2 separate regions of the Mus musculus genome follow, and region 1 is linked to region 2. The links are chromatin contacts, found by Hi-C or POLR2A ChIA-PET in ENCODE. All regions are on one chromosome and are shown on one strand. The core of a region is the stretch at or near the end of the contact, and the rest is flanking DNA. Distances in the headings are between cores, read along the strand shown.

Evidence for each region. A loop is a pair of places that touch in the nucleus more often than their neighbours do. ChIA-PET counts read pairs that join two places held with the same protein, here RNA polymerase II (POLR2A).
Region 1: POLR2A ChIA-PET joins it to region 2 with 183 read pairs in Patski. The contact joins the promoter of S100a10 here to the promoter of S100a11 in region 2. A Hi-C loop is called at or near these places in 4 of 37 maps with a recorded cell type or tissue (heart and regulatory T cell). POLR2A ChIA-PET finds 5 or more read pairs at or near these places in 4 of 5 experiments (Patski and embryonic stem cell).

The regions. Positions count from the first base shown.
Region 1 is chr3:93,551,703-93,558,328 of GRCm38, forward strand. S100a10 (S100 calcium binding protein A10 (calpactin)) reads left to right here and starts at 3,415. Exons shown (of 3, transcript NM_009112.2): 1 at 3,415-3,509.
Region 2 is chr3:93,518,160-93,525,219 of GRCm38, forward strand. S100a11 (S100 calcium binding protein A11) reads left to right here and starts at 2,337. Exons shown (of 3, transcript NM_016740.3): 1 at 2,337-2,394; 2 at 5,892-6,040. The coding sequence starts at 5,900.

The DNA.
Region 1 (6,626 bases), core at 2,165-4,664, 35 kb after region 2:
ATGCTTACCTAGTATCTGGTAGATGACAGAATGTTAGACTAGGCTGTACAGGTTTCTTCATGGTACAGGGCACAAAGATACGACACACAAAGAAAATACTGTAACTTCCAGGAGCTATGAATACTTCACCCTATCAGTATCTAGGACAGATTGGTCAATGACCCTGTGCTGCCCAAAATACTAGCACTCAAAAGAATGTTACTCCATTTACTCGGGTTATGTTGTAGCAAAAGACCCTAATTCTTGGGGCTTTTTTTTATCCCCCTCCTCAGCCCAACTTGCCCAGCGATGGGTTCTTGGTCAACAAGCAATTTTCTTCCTTGTATTGATTTGGGGATCGAGGCTCTTCCCAGCTGTGGTTCTTCTACCCCAAGAGCCTTGGAGTCTTGGCAGACATAAAGAAGAAACATAGAGAAGTCACCTTTGCTGCCTGAATATGGAAATGACTCACCTGACTTGTAATCTCATTCCAGGGATGACTAGTCACATAGTCCCAGCCAGATGCAAGAGGTGCTAGGAAATTAATCCTTGGTTGAGTGGCTATTTCCCAGAAACAGTTCTACCCCGTGGAAGAGAAATTGAGCACTGGTATTGGGATTTTATTACTATGCCTCTTGGAGAAGGTGGAAGAATCTCTAGTGTTGCATTGCCAGTAAAGCAACTCTCCTGCTGGTAGCATTCTGCACACTGGAAGGTGCCTGGTGGACAACTTGTAAGTTACTTCCTCTTTATTCCAGGGGCCACACTGCACCCAGCCCTGTTCCTCCAGTGCCTGCTCTCTCTGTGTCTAGGACCAATCTGTCGGAGATATTGATGGGGTGAAGTGTTCATGGCTCCTGGAAGTTACAGTTTCCTTCTGTGTAGTACTCTGTGTTGTGCCCTGTACCGTGAAGAAATCTGTACAGCCTACAGAACTGGTCTCTGCTCCAGTCAACTGTTAGTAGGGAAGTAGGGTTGGTTTCACTTTGTCCATGTGGTTAACAAGGCATAGCCATTTCCTGCAGAAAGAACTTGGCTGGGTACATTTTTCCTGGAGAGAGAGGTTTTGGTTTTAATTTTTTTTTTTTTTTTGACAGTCTCACTATATAGGCCAGGCTGGCCTCAAATGCACAATTTTTTTGCCTCCCAAGTGCAAGAATTAAAAACATGCCTCACCACACCCATCTTTAGCAGTGGAGCTGAAGTTTCATGGACCTTCAGTTCACAGAGCAGCTAAGGAGCTTCATGGGGAGTTAGTGAGAGAGCACTTGCTATAGTGTCTATCCTGCTGGCTCTGTTCATCATGTGCCCTCAGCATCTTTGTGGGGCGGCACCCACTAGGACTCCAGAATCCTACAGCCTTGCTAGCAGATTGAAAAAAAAAATCACTAAAGGAACGAAAAGGGGGGAAACGAGTGAGTGATCATGGTGATCTTGATAAACAGCGACACAGAAAAAGCAAAAGTGGGCCAGAGATAGAACTCAGTAGTAGAGGACTTACCTAGCATGTGAGAAGACCTGGGCTCAATCCCGATTAAGCCTGGCACCTCAAAAATATTGAGGGGTGGGGAGAGAATGAATACTAAGGAACAAAAGAGGATACTGTCAATCTAAAAAAAAATCAATATAAAAAAATCAATATAACCATATGTATAGGACTAGAACAAAATACATGAAAATAGTTATTATTTGGTCCATACATTTATAAATAATTATTGTTTTAGCTGCTGTTTTCCAAACCCTCCACAAAGGGAATGTGGTATTTGGGTCAATGGGGTTTCTGAGGGTAAAGGTGCTCTTGTGTAAGCCTGATGACCTGAGTTCTAGCTCCAAATTCCACACCAATGAACTGACTCCTGAAAACTGTTCTCACAGTGCCACGTATGTGCTCTGGCACACATGTACATGGAGGCACATGCACAGACACACAATAACTTTTTAAAAAGCACTCCGACACCTCTATACCTCTATACCTGCCCAAAAGGTTATAATAGATTTTCAGATTAAAGAATCACAATGATTAATTGTTGAGTTCTTATCAAATGTTGCTTCCTCTGTGAATCAGACTGTTGCCCCACTATGGGGCCTTAGAAGCCCCTGTCCAACATTCTTGTACTGCTCATCAACCATAGGGAATTGTTTACAATATCTTCAGAAACCTCGGCGCTCTTTGAAAGAAGAAACTGATTCCCCATCTCTGAATCAACAGGCTCTAGCACAAACTAAACATTCTAAGGCTCATGCCCCAGAAAACCAGTGAGTAGGAGTATTCTAAATTCGATCACATTTTCCCTGAGATTTCCTCCACAGCTGCGACGACCTGGGGAGGCCTGTGGGAAGATTTGGAAGGAAAAACTGCTTTTGAAGAGCCAGAACTGAGGTTTCAGAGACCCTGGAGAAAACAGAGCTGATCCAAGTTGGATTTTCCTGACCTCTGCCGAGACTGTCACGTGGTGGCGCATAGAGAATTCCCTAATTCTGTTTATCCCTTTGGAATCTCTCATCCTTTCTAGGACTTCCCCTGGGAACAGGGGAAACCCCAGTGCTAGGGACTGGGCTGTGTCACCAATAACTGCATTTAATCCCAAACCACAAATAATGTTAAGTATCAGGGAAGGGTGTGGTTGTCAGTTAGGATACACTTCAGTCGTCTCTAAATATCTTCCAGAAGTTTCTTCCAAAGAGCTTTTTAGAGCCAAGTAGAGTCAAGAAGGGGGCTCCGAAACAGATCTTAGTAATATTGGCCACAGCTGAAACTATCGACCAAGCAAAATCACAAACTGTACCAGGAAAGGTGAACCCTGTAACAAAGAAGCTCCTGAAGCTGACAAGCACTAGGACACGCCCTGATCCTCACCACTCAGTGGTGGCAAGGCTAGGCTGAAGCCCAGGGGCCTTGCTTCTGCACTCAACACAGGCGACCCCAAGACCAGGTCCTAGAGCAAGCTAGGTGTAGAAGCGTTCCTCCTGCTTATCTAGGAAATTATTCCTAACCCTGCAGGTTCTCGCAGAGGCTCTTGGCTCTGGTTCTGGCCATTGTGCCTCCCGAGACGGCTGGATTCTTATTTCTACACTCACCCACTTTCTAAAATCAAACCTGAGAGGAAGGGCACGGCCCTGGATGAGAATGCCCTGAAATACTAAGAGCATTCTTCCGCAGGGACGTTTACAATAGGGCTGTCCCTGGGGACGGGCAAAGTTAGTCTGTTGGCAGAGTGGGAAGGGTGTGTGTGTGCGTGTGTGTTGCCTTGTGTTTTGGAGAGAGAAGGAGAGAGAGAGAGAGAGAGAGAGAGAGAGAGAGAGAGAGAGAGAGAGAGAGAGAGAGAGAGAGAGAGCGCTGGTGGGGCGGGGTGGGGGGCAGGAAGGGAGGGATGGGTGGGGAGGGCAGATGCCTGCCCTCCAGGCTCCTCCCGCTCCGGGGCGCCTCCGCCCTCTGTACCCGCCTCGCGTACAAAGACGCGCGGTCTTCGGCACTAGCCTCATCGTGGTGTGCCCAGCTCTTCCAAGGACTGCTGCGCTTCGGGGCCCAGGTGAGTCCCGCACCTAATATCTGCCCTCTGGGAACCCCACACCCGCTTGCTTCGGCCTCCAGCCAGGCTTCGCGAGGAGCCGCGCCCCGCGAGCCTGGGTGGGGCCACCCCTCCAGCTCGCACACTGCTTCGGATGCCCCCAGACTCGCTGGGGCGGAGGCCAGTCTTGTCTGGAGCTACCCCATCCTGGCGTTGGAGCCGCTGTTCTGTTCTCCTTTTCGGCATGTGGTTCTTCATTCTCATCTTTTCTACTTTGCAACTAGTCTTAGAGTTAACTGGAGTTTAGCAGAACCTGCTTGCGCTCTGTCCTAGTTGGCAGTTCCATGAAGCTTCAGGCTACAGGCAGAGCTCAGGCTGTTTGAGCCGCTTTGGCCAGGGAGGACTGGAGGCTTGGCAGCTGGAGGATTCCCTTTCTGAAGGACCCTGCTCTGCTTGTTGCCTTAGCCTCAGTGCAAATTCCAGGTTGCTTCGGAAGGATCTTTAAAGTAGGACTTTCTGTCTCTCTACCAAGTGTTCCTCTAGCTACTCGGATTAAATAAAGGGAACCAGAGAGAGATGGAACGAGAGAGCAGGCTTGGTGAAGAATCTTCAGTCTGGGATTAATTTTCATGTGGTGCAGTGAGAGGGACGTACCTGCTTCACGGCCTGAGCTTGGCAACAGGAATGACTGACCTCTTTCCTAGCCCTGCCTGGGAGGACTCTGGAGAAATTGCTGAGTGGGTGGCAAGCAAAACAGAAATGTGACAGACCAGCAGAGCCCGGATCCACATTCTGAAATCCACAGGACCCACCTCCCTCATTTTCCTACCCCCACCCCCCACCCCAGGAAAGCCAGACACATTCTGCAGGGTGGGGCTAGCACAAAGGGTTCCTGGATTCTCCTAGTGATCTGTGGCCTGTGACTCAGCTGTGAGACCTTGGGTGTGGCCTAGCTGGTTGCTGATTCTCTGTGGATGGTTTGAACAGATCGCTCCCTGAAGGAAAAGAGGAACTGTGCCATCTTCCAGGGCATTTTCCAAGAGGAAATGAGTCACAACTAACTGGCCACCAACCTGCAGGAGGGGTTTCTTGTCTGAGCTGCCTGGAAGGGCAGTAATTAGACTGGCAGAACCATTCCAAGTCTGTCTCTCTCCCCCCCGCCCCCCCCATTCCCCAAGCTTCAGTTTCAGCTTCCAGGAGTGGATTTTTGCATGTTATACTTCAAATTAGGTAGAAACTCTCTGTCAGAGAGCTTGCCTTCGGTGTGTTTCAGCAAATTGCAAACGATAATGCCCGACGTTGGAGCAGGAAGGAGGAGTTCATATAACTCCCTGAAATTTCATTTACCTTAGTCCTCCTCCCATTGCCTATGCACTGTCACTGACAGTCTAAGAGTAGTGTTGTTTGTTTGTTTGTTTGTTTGTTTGTTTGTTTTTGGTCTGCTTGGCATAGAGCAGTTATTTGGGTTCCCCTAATTTCTGAGTGATGCTGTTCCCTGGCTTTTCCTAAATACAACATCAAATGGGCCGTTGTCCTCTTATGCCTGGCCTCTGGCCAGCCTCTGAGCAGTCACCCCAATGTGGTCAGGCCCTGGGCTGGGTGGGGCTGAGGCTGGATACCTCCCTGCTTTCTACTGACAGGAGAGAGAGAGAGAGAGAGAGAGAGAGAGAGAGAGAGAGAGAGTGTGTCATGGAGTCATGTCTCCCCACCTCCCAGCAAATACATAAGTATTTGATATGCCTTGGACACATTCCATTCATTTAAGCCTAGCTAAGAGAACAATAGGATTCTTTCAGAATTATGAAATAAATTAATGCTCACAGTGCTGGGGAAAGATGGGCTCTCAGGATTCACAACTTAGGAATCACACCTCAAAAGCAAAGGGAGTAACAGGCTTGGCAGTGTGAGGGTCTAGCTCTTCAGGACCACCACCCCTGGAGGGAGGCAGGGAGGGACTGATTGACTTTTAAAGACAACTTTCAACCCTTCAACTAAATAATTCTCACTTGTCCATGTAGCTGATGTTGTTGGTTGGGTTGCTGACTCATGACAACCCCTCATGGAAAAATGGATGCTCTTGGTTGAGCTAGAGTTCTTTCTTCCTATTGAATTGCATCTGGAGCTTCCTTTAGCAGACCATGTCTGTAGTATGCAAGTTTTAGTTGGTGAGAAAGTCTGAGCTAAAATCCATTGTTTTCATTTCATTCCTACCCCAAATATACTGTAAGGGTCAGATTCAAAAATGTCCTCTGGATTCAATTAAAAAAAAAAAAAAAGGATTGGTCTTCAAATTCTCCTAAACAAAAGAACAGAAACTCTACAAACGTTTTAAAATAATGGATGTTTGTGTTCACTGACACCCTAATTAATTCTGGGTGGCTTCAAGAAAATTAAGATATGGAAAAAATACAGATGAACAAAGTAAATCAGGCCTCCAGCTTCTGAGATTTGTAGCCTAGACCTGGGCATAGGTCCAGAACAGACATTTGGGATTGCTTAGGAAGAGGGATTCCCACCCTACGCCCCTCTCTTAAAGACCGACAGAAAATAAGAACATTGTTGGAATTGAACACCATAGGAAATGTGTGCAAAGTAGGTGTTTGCTGTAAAGGAAACAAAAACAGGAATTGTTTCCTTCAGAGGAAGAGACAGTTAAGACAGGTTGCTCAGGCTAACGTGAAGGGTGTAGGCGGACATCAGAATAAAAACGGTTCAGTAAAAGGTGAGTGGGTAAGGCCTGGGTCTTTCCTGCAGAGCTGGCCAAGCAGTGGCTGGTGTGATGAATGAAACCAAGAGAAACTGCAGAAGTGAGAAGCCTGTGGATCTGACCAGACCTGCTTAACAGGACACTTAGTTTATCCCTTTGTTTCTGGAATGTACTCTATACTCTGCCATTCCATTCAGAGGTGAACCCTGCTGAGGGCTCCACCCCCCCCCCCCCTTCCCAGAACTCATCCTTTAGCTGCTGTGCTCTGAGCTGTCAACTGCCTAAAGACAATTTCATCTGTATCTCCTCTACTTTGAGTCATTCATTTAACAAATGTCATCTAGTGGTCTCAACTAAAGCAGAATAATATGTGGTTCTTAACTAAGACAGTTCTGGAGGCGAGGCAGACAGGTGAACAGGTGTATCCGACT
Region 2 (7,060 bases), core at 1,087-3,586:
CAAATTCCAGCTTCCAAGCAAGAATAGAGGCCTGATATGTCCCATCTCATCTTATCATGAAGCCTTTGCCACTGCCATCCTATGTACTGGATGGCCTTGAGTACAATCAGTTATGACAATGGGCACAAGGTCAAATCATGCAAACTTTGGTCACCGAGTCTACCCCTTCAGCAGAGGCTGTAAGTGAGGTATATTCCCTTTAAAGAGATTATGATGTGGACATGCCCAGGAGTAGGGTATAGAGTAACTTAGACTTATGGCTCTTTAATAACTTGTATTATAGATTTTTTTTTGAGAATCTGGCGAAAGCTACAGTTCTTCCTCTAGAAAAAGCAATCCCTCATACAGAAAACTTCCCACATAGATTTAAGATCTTAACTAATCCTAGTGCCATCTACAATGCCCCAGTAACATCTGTGTGACATCTGTTCATGGAGGTTCTCAAAGGCAGGCACTGTAGCACACTAGTGTTTATATTTGCAGATCCCAGAACAATGCTTGGCAATTAGTAGGTTCTCAAATGCAATCAAAGGAATAGTTGATATTTTAGCTTATTCATTAAGGCTGAACAGGTTATTCAGGGACACAAAGAGGCCAAGAAATTTGGGTTTTAAAAAATATTTATTTTGCTATTAATTATTAGGGGGGCACTCACCATAACACACATGTGGAGGTTTAAGGTCAGCATGTAGAAATTGGTTCTCTTTTTTTACTATTTGGGTTCCAGGGATCAAATCCAGGTTAACAGGCTTGGAGGATGCACCCTTACCCTCTGAGCCATCTTTCTGTCCCCAGCAGTTTGGTTTGGTATAAAAGTATTAGTAAGTTACTTTGTTTCTTTTATTGTGTGTTTTGTTCTAAAGTAAGCAGTTAATCAATCAAAATTGCACATTGGGAAAATGTGTTTTTATTGATTAAATATGTTTTTATTGGAGGGCAAGGGCCCAGTTGCAAAATCAATGGAAAAAGGGAGTGGGGATGTAAACTCTATCAGTGCAGGTGTGGAAGAAGGACAGGTGGGTCCAAGCACACAGTAAGCTGAAATTCCAAGGGCCATGATTTTAGAAAATCGTGTAAGAAAGTAATTTTTTTAAAAACATGGTGCTAATGTTTTCAAATAAGGAAAATGGGAAAATGGTCACATCATCGGCAGAAATGGAAAGAGGGTGGATCTAATTATTTTTTGAATTATTGTTGGAAACACAAGAGTGTTTGTTTTGGTTTGGATTCTAATTTTCTTATGAGACAAAATCCTACTCTGTAACCCAAGCCGTTCTGGAATTCACTAGGTAGGCCACAGGCTGGCCTTGAACTTGCAGTAGTCTTCCCTCTTCAGCCTTGCACATGCTGAGATTATAGGCAAGGGCCACCATGTCTGACTTCAAGGGTTCCTAAACAAGAGACAGGAACTGTGACTGGTGAAATTGGGGGAGCAGAAACCAGGAAGCATTCACACAATGCCCTATTCACATCTACTCTGCAAGTTGTTCTTTTTTTTGGGGCGGGGGGTGTCTCCTTAAGGGCATCACTCTATGTGATAGACATTCTACGTGCCTTTACTAAGTGGTGAAGGCAGCATGGCTTGTTTATAGATGGGAAAATGGAAGCTCAGAGGGGCCAGTACTTGCCAAAAGTGCTGCAGTGATGTTGTGGACCAAGGATTAGAAGCTGGAAGTTTGTCATACAATTCCCAACTTTATTGAAACACAGACAGGAAAATGCCGCACTTGCACAGGGAGATGTTTAGCTGCAAGAGTTTTCTTAACTGTCATTTTAAAACTTGAAAGCAGGGTGAAAATTATCTCTAGACAATAATCACCAATATTCTGTTGGCAATAATCACTGCCCTTAGGTAGGCCAGATGGTGCACACCTATAATCCAGCACTTGGGATGCGGGGGTAGGAGGGTCCTAAGTTTGAGGCTAGCCTGTGCTACATAGAGAATCAAAGTCAGCTTTAGCTACTCAGGAATACCACGTGTCAGAAAAATTTAAAAAATCACAACTGTTTATTAAATTTCTTCAGTGTAGCAGGACAGCCCCAGCTCCTAGGGACCTACTTGATGAGCACGACTCACATTCTTTCTGCTTATCTGACCTGAACTGCAAATGGACACGTGCATAGAAAAAGAGCTAGGGGCATGACTTCCCCTAAAGCCAAAAATCTTTGAGATTCCAGGGAGAGAGGAACAGAGACCTGTTGAGTCACAGGGACTACAACCAGTGAGCTGAGTCTAGAGCACCGACATGGGGACAGGCCGAGGCCTGCGGAGGGGCGGGGGCCGGGGCGGGCACAGCCTGAGTCAGGCTGAGGGGCGGGACCCGGACCCCGACCGCCACTCCTGTCCCAGCCACCGTCAGCCACAGTCGCAGCCGGACCTCGCTCCTCAACTTGGTAAGCATAAGTTTTTGAACTTTTTAGATTTTTTTCTTTTTAATGAAAACAACAAAGAGCTACGCATGCTCTTGGCTGGGTGTATCTTGGACTAACGTGTGGACGTGGCAGAAAATGGATCGGGAAGATGAAACTGTGGGAGGCAATTAGAGAAGAGTGGAGGGCACGAGGAAGCCCTAAAATTACACCCTAATAACAGCCTGTGGGGAGAAACGGCGGTCTTTTGTTCTCCCGGGCAAAATAAGTTCTAGGCTGGGTGCGGCTGCCTAACTGGCCTGAGCCCGGGCTGGGTGCGGCCGCTAGACTCCCTGGGGCCGTGAGCCCCTGAACCCAACCAGTGGCGGCCGCCAGAGAGCTGCAGACTCAGTGAGAACTTGGGGCAGCGTCGCTAGGCGTTCATGAAGACTAGAAAGAAAGCGGTTCAGAACGTAGCCTTCCTGAATTCTGGGGGACTCAGCTGCGGGGAAACCGCAGGCAAACAGCCAAGACATACAGATGAGAAACCGGAGCCTGTTGCAGCCATTGGAACCACAGACAGGAATGTGGGAGGAGGCCAGTCCCTCCCAGCTCGCTCTTTTCCTCTCCCCCTTACTCCACTCCCAGCCATCTTTTTAGCCACTCCCTACATCACCTGCCTGTCTCCTACCTGCTACTTCAGTTCCCCTCGTTTCTTTAAAAAATGTTTCCAGTAATTCACATCCCCTCCAAAATCTACCCCTTCCTTTGACTCTTCAAAGAGGATCAGCAAATGTTGGAGAGAGGCCCAAGTGCGTTTTTGCCCTAGTCCCAAACTAATTATAGATTTTTATGTTTTTAAATGGTTGGAAGACATTCAAAAGGAAAAGAATCCCTTGTAATGCATGAGAATGGCATGAAAATCAAATGTATAGAGTTTACAGGCACCGCCACACCCTTTTGCTTTATGTATCCTCACCCTTGCTGCCTGACTATGGCAAGAGTGATAAGATCTTATGGAGCATAAAGAGCTAAAAAATATCCACAGCTGTCCCTTTATTGCAAATAACAGCAACAGAAAGCTTGCGGACCCCTGCTTTGGTGTGTCAGTCTTTCATCACTTCCTACTTATTGTTTCCTTCTTCCCCTTTTCATCACACAGGGTACCTAGGGCCCAGCACCAACAGGTTATGAGGTGAAAGGAGATAGATGAGACCCTGAACACTTGAAGGAAGAGCTTTGGTGCTGGTTGAGAAAGAGATAGTTGGTGTGGTTCCCTCTTTTTCACATATTTCTGTCAAGGGGAAGCTTCCCTGGAACGTTGGGTGTTTAGGTTGCGTTTTAAAAGGATCTCACTGCGTCCTTTCACAGTGGGGTTTTCCTTGCTGTCACTGTTCCCATCATGCAAAAGGGCGATGGTGTGGGCCGTGCCCTCTCTTTCAGCCGCTGCTCCACATGGGCAAAACCTTCCCATCTGAGCCCTCTGTTCTAAGGGAAAGAAGAAAGGAGCATCTATAGGCCTGGAACCTCCTCCCCAGTCTAGCGAGTCCTCCGTGCCAACTCTCCTGCTATCATGTGACACACTAATAAGGCAGCTAGATTTTAGTTCTGATAGGAAGAGCATGTTGTGTAAACACTTGTTTCTAGGCTGTGGTGTTTGGTGTTTCCCCCCCCCCCCCCCCCTAACTTACCAATAGTTTTCTCTCCTTCAGACTCTTTAGAAAGAACTTATCTCCAGAAGAAGGTTCAGGTACTCTGGGCATTCCTAGGTGCAGTGAGCCACAGCAGTGCAATTTTGATAATAAGCTGCTTAAGATAGGTGTTAGGAACGGGGCATGGTGGCGCACGCCTTTAATCCCAGCACTCAGGAGGCAGAGGCAGGCGGATTTCTGAGTTCGAGGCCAGCCTGGTCTACAGAGTGAGTTCCAGGACAGCCAGGGCTACACAGAGAAACCCTGTCTCGAAAAACAAAAACAAAAACAAAAACAAAAACAAAAAAAAAAAAAAAAGAAAGAAAGAAAGAAAGAAAAAGAAAGATAGGTGTTAGGAAGAGAGGCTGCGGGGCTGCCAGCTTTTGTCATCTTTAGCATGTGCTGTTGCACAGCCTGAAAGCTTCCAACTTTCGTATCCAGAAAGTCCGTCTTAGAGAGCAGTCAAAAACTAAATACTAAATTACATACATACATACATACAAATCATAGTTAACATCAAGCGAGAAAGTGTCAGGGTGTGGTTGACAGGGTCTAGGAAACCCTGCAGTTGCGCTGCTACCCACTAGGGGGAGCACAACGGATCAATTCTGGATTCTGGGAACAGATCTCAACCAGGATGACTCAACTCAGTAGAATTTCCTTTAGGAATTCTGCTGTGGGAAAAGCAGAGTCCGGCACAGAACTTGAATGATGCTCTTCCTGGTGCAACCACAGCTTTGGTTTAACTCTGTGTTAAGACATTCCAGCCACCATTCCTTTGGAAATGAGTGGCGTTTGGATGAAACAAAGGCAGAACTCTGTAGAAAGGAACCTTGTAGCCGAGAGCCTAGGGGTGACGCTACCCTGATAGTTGCCCTCTCATGCCTTAGTTCTGCACAAGTAAAATTAGTGACGTCTAGCTTTCTGCTTTACACACACACAATAAATCTATAGTTTCACTAGGTAGCCCAGGTTAACCCAAACTCTTGATCCTCCAAGGGTATATGCACCCCCACACCTTGCTGAATATACTTTCGAACGTCTAAAATGTCCTCTCTCCTCCCCCCCCCCCCCCCAGTGCACGATTACAGATGTGCTGTTCATTTTCTTCAGAGAAATTCATGAGAATTACTTTAGGGCATCTCATTCAATCACAGTAGCCTCTTGTGGAATAGGTCACTCACTGTAATCTCCCTCCAAAGTTCAGAACATGTGTGTGCAGATTCCTATAGTCATATGAACAGATTATTCATATGTTTTCTCACACTGTCTAAGAATATCAGAAAAGTTCTCCCTTGTCTGAGTCATCTAGTGTTTCTAAGCACTCGGAGTTCTGTGTGGAATACCTTACTGCATGCACTGGAGCTATCAAAAGGAAGCTCACAAAATATCACTTGCTGTTTGCCTCTCTGACCCCTGATAAATGAACAAGACTGCAAGAAACTGCTTCAGCCAAAGATGAGGCACTGCGCTCCTCTGGCACACTCTATTCTCTAGCCTTCCTAATTCTCAAATAAGGAGAATATATTACAATAAAGAAGATTAAATTTGGATTATAATTCAAAATAAGAAAAGAATTCAATAGGGGCAAAGAAAAATATAGGAAAAATAGTTTACAGCGATTAGACCAATATTTATATTACAGTAAATGGCTCAAAACTAAATACTGCATAATTCTATACACTAGAAAAAAATTTAAATATAAACATACATGTATATTTAAATCAAGAAAATGGAATAAAAGGGCATACGTTAATATTCAACCCAAGAAAACTGGGTGAAGTACACTCTTTAGGTACAGTAATTCTCGAAATATTTTTAACCTGAGCCCTCCATTTTTGTTTTCCCCAGAAGCAAAAATGCCTACAGAGACTGAGAGATGCATTGAGTCCCTGATTGCTGTTTTCCAAAAGTACAGCGGGAAGGATGGAAACAACACTCAACTCTCCAAAACTGAATTCCTTTCCTTCATGAACACAGAGCTGGCTGCCTTCACAAAGGTATCTGTCCCAGCCCCCATACCCTGACTGCTTACTGCACTGAACAGGAGCCCAGCAGAATGGCCTTGCATGAAACAGCCTTACTCCAGTCACATGGTTGTAACTAAACATCTTACTCACTTGAAATATGGCTAATGACTTTCTAAATTGATCTAAATGTAAATGTAGAGAGTGGCTGTGTGTGTGTGTGTATTATAGGACATTTGAACATGTTTCTAGTTAGGGTGTGGCTCAGCCCTTAGTACACACTTAATCCCTTGAGAAGAGAGAGGAAAGGGGAGCTACTTGAAGGAGAGACAGACAGTACAAGAAGAGAGTACAGTGCAGGAATACAGTAGAGTTCATTGAGAGCAGTGCAGTAGCGTTGAGAGGGAGAGTGGAGCAGCAGAGAGGGAGGAGGAGACAGTTTAACTGGGATAGTTGTACAGAAACACGTTGCAAGAGAGAACAAGCTGGACACAGGTAAAGACAGAATGAGCAAGAGAATGAGAAGGAGCCAGAAGATTAGAAAAGATTGCTAGATTTAGTTTGAAACCAAGCGGAGCAATTCGGAGGCTGACAGAAAAGCTAAGTTGAATAAGTCATTTGGGTGAGCAGCTAGAGCCAGAACAGTTGAGTTGACCAGCCACCTGGAGTTCAGAAAGAACTAGAAGGGGTGAACTTACTGAGCAGCAAGTCTCAGAGGCTGAAAACATTCTAGGCCTAGATAAGATAGTATGGAGGCTAGAGGCTTCCAGGATGAGGCCTAAGTTGGCAGGCTGAAGCAGTAAGCCTTCAAGATGACAATTACATCAGATTATGTAACGTGTGTATGTGTGTGTGTGTGTGTGTGTGTGTGTGTGTGTGTGTGTATGTGTCTGTGTATCTGTGTGTGTGTATGTGTGTGTCTCTGTATGTGTGTGTGTGTGTGTCTCTGTGTCTGTGTGTGTATGTGTGTGTGTATGTTGGAGATGGGTGGAAGATGAAGCTTCTTATGTAACGTGTGTGTGTGTGTCTGTGTCTCTGTGTGTGTGTGTGTCT